Regions from separate parts of the Mus musculus genome. Here region 2 is linked to region 1. Evidence: chromatin contacts called from ENCODE Hi-C or POLR2A ChIA-PET data. All regions are on one chromosome and are shown on one strand. The core of a region is the stretch at or near the end of the contact, and the rest is flanking DNA. Distances in the headings are between cores, read along the strand shown.

The links. A loop is a pair of places that touch in the nucleus more often than their neighbours do. ChIA-PET counts read pairs that join two places held with the same protein, here RNA polymerase II (POLR2A).
Region 2: a map of heart shows a loop between it and region 1 (2.0-fold over the local background). The contact joins the promoter of Jarid2 here to the enhancer-like site in region 1. A Hi-C loop is called at or near these places in 2 of 37 maps with a recorded cell type or tissue (gastrocnemius and heart). POLR2A ChIA-PET finds 5 or more read pairs at or near these places in 1 of 5 experiments (Patski).

The regions. Positions count from the first base shown.
Region 1 is chr13:44,533,602-44,537,171 of GRCm38, forward strand. Gm34276 (a long non-coding RNA gene) reads right to left here. Exons shown (of 5, transcript XR_873341.2): 5 at 364-518. Among named protein-coding and RNA genes, the nearest start is that of Gm47792, 26 kb to the left of the region's middle. Within about 2 kb of position 1,986, at least 1 of the 3 ENCODE cell types and tissues checked has a DNase peak (open chromatin) inside an H3K27ac peak, as active enhancers do; it is gastrocnemius, where a contact is called at or near this core.
Region 2 is chr13:44,729,475-44,732,821 of GRCm38, forward strand. Jarid2 (jumonji, AT rich interactive domain 2) reads left to right here and starts at 1,797. Exons shown (of 18, transcript NM_001205043.1): 1 at 1,797-2,442. The coding sequence starts at 2,398.

The DNA of each region.
Region 1 (3,570 bases), core at 736-3,235:
TGTCTCATAAAACCAAAAAAAAAAGCAGGGGGTGGGGGCGAAGGGGGAGAGGGAGGCAAAATGACCCAGTGTTTGCCAAGCCTGAGAGTTCTGGGAGTTCAGAACTCCCAGAGTGGAAGGGGAGAACTCATACACACACACACACACACACACACACACACACACACACACACACACACACGTTTTCTCTTCTACATGAATACCATGATATGTGTATGCCCACTTGTGCATGCACACACACAAACTAGATAGATAGATAGATAGATAGATAGATAGATAGATAGATAGATAGATAGACAGACAGACAGATAGACAGACAAATATGTAGTATTTTTTATTATTTATTTGCTTTACATCCTGCTCACAGCTTCTTCTACCTCTGCTTTTCTCAGTTTCTCCTTCTCCCCTCCCCCTTTACCCCCTCCCTCCCCCTTTCTCCTTAGAAAGGATGAGGCCTCCCATAAATATCAACCAGCCTTGGCATATCAAATCCAAGTGAGAGTAGGCGCATCTTCCACCTATGAGAACAAATAAACAGAAAGACTGGATTAGTTAGCTCTTCAGTACAAGAAGAAATGCCTGGTTAACCAAGATATGATGAAGAAAGGCTTATTTTGACATTCACATTTAGAAGTTTTAATCTATAATCACTTGACCCTGTGGTTTCTTTTATTTATTTAATAACTTATTTATTTTTTGTGCATTTGTGTTTTGTCTGCATGTATGTCTGTGCAAGAGTGTCAGATCTTGGAGCTACAAACACAATCATAAGCTGCTATGTGGGTGCTGGGAATTGAACCCAGGTCCTGGAAAAGCCGTCGGCACTCTCAACCACAAAGCTATCTCTTCAGCCCCGGGCCCCATGGCTTCTGATCTGGGCTAGCACATCGTAGTATGAGTTTATGAAGCAACACTACTCACTCTGTTTCTGGGAAATGGAAGAGAGGAAAAGGGAGGGCCCAGGATCCTGCGATCCTCTTTAAGGGCACAGGACAGTACAGCTGGAGATCTCCGGCTAGGCTCCACACTTTAAAGGTCCTACCAACTCTCAAGAGCTAGTTCACCAAGCTGGGGGGCCAAGCTTTTACCATATGGACCACTAGGGAGCATTCCAGATCCCAACTCTAAGAGAAGTCCCCTGAGACACGGAAGCATGACTCAAAGCTGAGACCTACGTTCCCAATCTTACCCGGCAAAAAGCAGAAAATATTGAGAAACCATGTCTCGGCCTCCCATCTGCTCAGCATGTCCACAGAGCTGAAAGCCACTTCTGAACCAGAGGCCCAGCTACTCCAGGGAAATGAAGAGGCTCCAGGGAATCCCACAGCCTAGGAGCCAGGGGCTTGCTGCAGTGTTTCATCAGAGGCTGACACTTGTTGTTGTACAAGACAGAAACGTGTTGTGGAGCAGCTCTGGTCTAAACCTCACAAAAATGCCAAGTGTCCCCTGACTTTGCCACAAACTTACAAATAAGTAAAACCATCTATCCTATGGTTGGATTGTCACCCCTGGAGGAGAACTGCAGTCAGAGCCTCAAGGGCAACTTTGCAGTTGAAGAATATCCCTGTTCCAGAAAAAGGAAAGGGAGTGTGCCACTGTTTAACAAAATGAACTTTAGTTTGACTGAGGCAGAAACCTTTTGGGCGCCAGTGGAAAAACACCATATCAAAATGCCCAAGGGTGGCTATTTTATTTTTGAAGTTATTAGGAGTGGGTGTTAACTAAACAACATCTTCCTAAAACAGTGTAAGTACAACCTTCATACAGACATAAGTAGACAGATACATTGTCTACAGAAAATTACCACCTGAAGTTTTGGTCCTGAAGCCTAAGGAAATCAAATTAATGTCCATATTCAATCAAACTCCACATACCAATGTCATTACTAATAGACCCATCCATGCCTCTAAGGAGGCGTCAGCAAATGTTACAGTCTTTACGATCTGTCGAGCGTTCTTGGCACCGGCGCATGCGCAGGACGTGACCCAGCTTGCTGATTCGTGGCTGCCCTGTGAACAGGCGTGCAGCTGCATCTCGGTGCCCCTTCATCGACTGTGGGTTTCCTTCCACAGAGGCCAAGCCACAGTTAGCCTGGATGAGAGTACCCAGCCGTCTTCATTTCCCCAGGCACAGGATGCGTCGACAAGAAGGAAGTGAATATAAGAGCCAAACAGCTCTTATTCGGCCTGCTTGCCGGCTCCATCCTGGTCCAACGCTTTAATCAATTCAGTGTGTTTAAAAATCAATTTCACCGGATGGGAGAAGAGAAGCTGCTCAAAGCCCTGTGGTCACTCAGGGCAGGAACACGGAGGCGTCCTCATTTTTCAGAAGGTCTGTTGTAGGGTGGAGTTTCCTCCTTCTCAGTCCACGAGTAAAGAAAAGATGCAGTCAGAGGTATGGGCCTGAGCACCAGCCAAGTGTGTTTTCTTGCTTTTCTTTTTTTTTTTTTTTTTTGTTTTTTTTGTTTTTTTTTGTTTTGTTTTGTTTTTTCGAGACAAGGTTTCACTGTATATCCCTGCTTGTCCTGGAACTCACTTTGTAGACCAGGCTGGCCTCGAACTCAGAAATCCGCCTGCCTCTGCCTCCTGAGCGCTGGGATTAAAGGCGTGCGCCACCATGCCCGGCTCACTAGCCATTTCTTGTAATTCTGGGCCAATGTCTAACTCTCCTAAGTTTCCAGGATGCAGTATAATGGGCCAGTAAAACCCTCCCTGCCTAATTCTGAGGAAGAGGTTTTTAAAAAGCTAAGGTAGAGTAGGGGCAGGCTGGAGGGATGGTGCAGTAGTTAAGAGCACCCCTTGCTGCTCTTACAAAGGACCCAGGTTCGGTTCCCAGCACCCACATCAGGGGCCTCACAACCACTTCTAACTCTAGCACCAACAGATTCTATAACCTGCTTCTGGCCTCCGCAAGAAACTACATACATGCCGTACACATGCAGACAAGCAGGCAGATGGACATAGACATAAATAAAGTACATTTTTTTAAAAAAGATGCGGAACAAGAGAGACGCATAGGAACCAGAATTCCTGATGAGGAGACCACACTGGGGCCCACGATTCTGCTGAGGTTGTTCAAAGGGGAAGCTACACCCTGCCTCTGGGGAAGTTAGAGGGGGGTGCGGGCACATGCTGATTCTCAGCTATGTCCTCCCACGTTTATCAAGCACCCAGTGTATGCTCTAAGACATATCTTAGCGATACATCAGTGATGGGTCCTGTGTTAGGGATACAGTTTGTCCCCCAAGGTCTCATGTAAAAACCTTGCTTCCATAGCAGCATCAGGACCTTTAAGACTAGGGCCTATCAAGAAATAATTAAGTCATTTTTGTTCATTAATGAATCCATGCCATTTTGAGGGAGTGGGTTAGGACACAGGGGAATGTATTGGTTGTTGTGATAGTGAATGGGCTTTATAAGAGAGCTTGGAACATTTTCTAATCTGCTACTTACCCTTACCACGAAGTCTTACCACTGGGAGGACATCTACCACAGGATCCTCATAGCATTAGGTGTCAGCACCACGCCCTTGAGCCTCCAAAGCCATCACGTAATGAAAACTTTTTCTTAA
Region 2 (3,347 bases), core at 547-3,046, 200 kb after region 1:
TGGAATGGTCGTGACTCGGGAGTGCTTGTTTTGGGAACCGACTGCCCGGGAGGAGAGAGAGGAAGAAGCCAATGTGTGTCTGCAGGTGGATGGGAGAGGCTCCAAGCCTTTTCGCTTCCCTGAGGCTAGCCAGTCAGATTTGAAAAGCAGGACCTTGAAGACCATAGGTTAGAACCAGGAAATTAGCGCCGAGGCTGGGAGCCGTGCTAAAGTTCCTGCGAATGCCCCCGAGAGCGACAGCAGGGCCTGCGATCCATTGATCTGAGCGACTGGCGAGCCTGGGCAGGGCAGGGGCTGGGGCAGGTAAGGCTGCGGGGCACAGACCATTGGGCTCTCGGGCACTCAGTGTTCGAGACGCTTCCTTACGGGCTGCCTGTGTTGGGGGGTCGGTCTCCATTTTTCCGTTCACGGTTTCACCTCGGCGTTGGGAGTCTCGGTCGCGGACAGCCCTAGTCCTGAGGGTAAAGACCCCCTTCACCGTCTCCAGGGACGGCGGGGCTTCACCTCGGAGCCACCGGCGACGGCCTAGGGTCGCGTCGGCCCCGGGGACAGGGGCGGGCACGCGGGCCGGCGACCACGAGGCCGCGAGCTTTCGCCGGGAGGCTGCCCCAGCCGCGTCTGCCTCGCGCGTGGGGTCGCGTGCGGCCGCGGGCCGGCTTGGAGCCGTGACCTCGGACCACCCCGGCGGCCGAGCGGCCGCCCGCTTGCTCGGCACACGGGCGCTTGTCCTGAGGTGACACCGCCGGCAACGGCTGAAGCAAGCGGGCGCTGCCGATCAGCGAGTTCGCACCGAGCGAGGATCCCTCTTGGTGCGTGGCCCAGTTTGGCTGAGGACCCGCTCCAACCCCTCGCTGACACCGCCCCCCGCCGCCGCCGCCGCCACGCTCCGAGGCCTTTCCCCCGGGAAGCCTGGCGGCTTGCCCTCGCGGGCCCGCGGGCGCGCTCTCGCGCGCCGATTCCTCGATTCCACAGGCGGTTCGCGCCCGGGGTGGGGGCGGGGCGGGGCGCGCGGGGCCGGGCCGAGCCGGGCCGGGCCGGGAGGGCGGCCCCCGCGGGGAGGGGACTGGGGGGCGGGGCCGGCGTGGGGAGTTCCTCGCTCCCGGACCACACGCTCCGCGGGCCAATCCCGAGCCAGCCTCTAGCAGTGTCGCACGCGGGACACGTCCAAGCGTTTGTTGGCAGGGCCCGGGGAAGGGGGAGGGGGAAGCGATCGGGGAAAAGGGAGTTGAGTGACAGGAGGCGTGGGGCACGCTGGGAATTGTAGTTCTTCGCTTCCGTGGCCATAGCCATTTTGTAGTCAAGGGACTACAACTTCCAGAAGATCAAGGGGACTATTCTAAGGTGCCCCGGGAATAGGCGGCTCTCCCCCGGGCCGGGCGTCCTGGGGCACTGGTACCCAGCTGCCCGGCTGCAGGTAGACGTGAGGGCAGTGGCGAAGGTTTGCATGCGGCGACTGTTGGGTGAGCGGACTGCGGGTGGGGGGGGGGGGGGGGAAGGGGCTGAGGTGGAGCGACCGAGCGTGCCATGCATTGAGCTAGGGAGCCTCTCTCAATTCCACGACTGGGCTCGGCGTGGGAGAGGCGCCTGACGGGCGGCCCGCAGAGGCTTCGTGGAGGCCTTTCCGGGGTCTCGTCGACGGGGCTGCGGGAGTTCTCCGCACCGGGCCGGGGCTTGTGGGCAGAGGTTAGGCAGGCGTGCGGGGGGCTCAGCTGTGGGAGTTTTCGGCTGGCGGGAGGTGGCGAATTAGCCGAGGAGCCCTAACTTGTATAAAAGCAGAGTCCATTTAAAGTTGGGCTGGCTAGCCTCTCTCTCATTGGTTAAGGGGCTTGGAAAAAAGAGACTCGGCGAGCCCTCCGCTGTGGTGCTGCCGCCGCCACCGCCGCCGCTGGAGTTGACTCTTCTGCTCGCACTGCTGCTGCAGCACAAACGTGACTTCCAACATTTTAAATTTATCTTTTCCTTTTTTCTTCTTCAAGATGTAACTACAGATCAGATACTAAGGACCTTCACGTTTCGCTGATGTAGTTTTTGGAAGAAAAAGGGGGGGAGTGAAGGGCGTCGGTTTTTTTTTTTTTCTTCTTTTTTTTTCTTTTCTTTTTTTGTGTCTGTTGTATGTTTCGGGGGAAATTTTCCATTATGAGTGTTTTACTAAAGTGAATTTTTCTTGTTTGCTTCGCTCGTCTTTGGCTCTTTTTATATTTTTTCTTTTATCCTTCTCAATTTCGGATTTATTTCAAGGCGAATCTGGTTTTGGGGGAAGAGGAAGAAAAGTCGGATTACAAGATCAACCACCACCAACAACAATAAAAACCACCAGGATATTTTTTTGCAAATTTCTGACGGCTTTAAATTCATGAAGCAATTGTCCCCTTTTGCAATCAGCATTTGGATCTCAGAATGAGCAAGGAAAGACCCAAGAGGAATATCATTCAGAAGAAATACGTAAGTGCTCTTAACAACACATCCTTTGGCTTGCAGTTTTAAGCGATGGTTGTGAATGTCAAGTTTATAGATAATTCTGCAGCTGAAAGGTTTTAAACAGCGTCCGATAAAGCTCTTTCTTTTCCGAAAGGGCTTTTCAGGCAAAGTCGTGTCTGCCTAGTTTGGTTGAGAAAACAGACTGGTGTAGAGATACCTCAAGTATATAAATTGACCTCGAATGACACAACGTTGATGTAGTTTTGGTGAAAGGCAAGGGGTTTTGGTGGAGGTTGGGGTTCTGTGTGTGGGGGCCCCCGCAGTGATCTAACTGCATTCTCGGGCGGATTTGGTCCCATATTGCACTTTGCATACAAATGAGCCTGTTATTAGTGTTATTTGGAAAATCGTGTAAGGTATGTGTGTTGGAAGCTAAGTTGCAATCCAGAGTACGATTATGGCGATCTTCTAGCACTGGCACATCATTTAATATATGTGGCCCTTTTGGCTTATCTAGCTTGCAACATGACCCAGTTGGGAATCATGTTACTGGGAATGCATTTATTGGTATTGACTTTTATAAAGAGGCTGGTTTTGGTTCTAAAGATTCATGGTTTCTAGTTTGAGGGGAAAAACATAGCTCATGTAAAAGTATATGTGTGCCTGAGTGAATGCATGTTAATACGAATAATTTCTCCCTGAAAACTGGGTTTCTGAGATTGGGTTGTGATGGTTAGGTTTGTTTTGTGCACAGTATAGCAGCGTCTTGCTTGGCATAGGGAGTGTTTTTGTTTTGTGTAGTGGCTTTTTTTTTTTTTTTTTTTTTTTTGTAAGTTTGGGGGGAGGGAGTAGAGAGGGAAACCAGGGGATTAACCAAATATGCACTCGAGTGATCCGGTGGTTAGCTGCGTATGCTTTAGAGCAAAGTA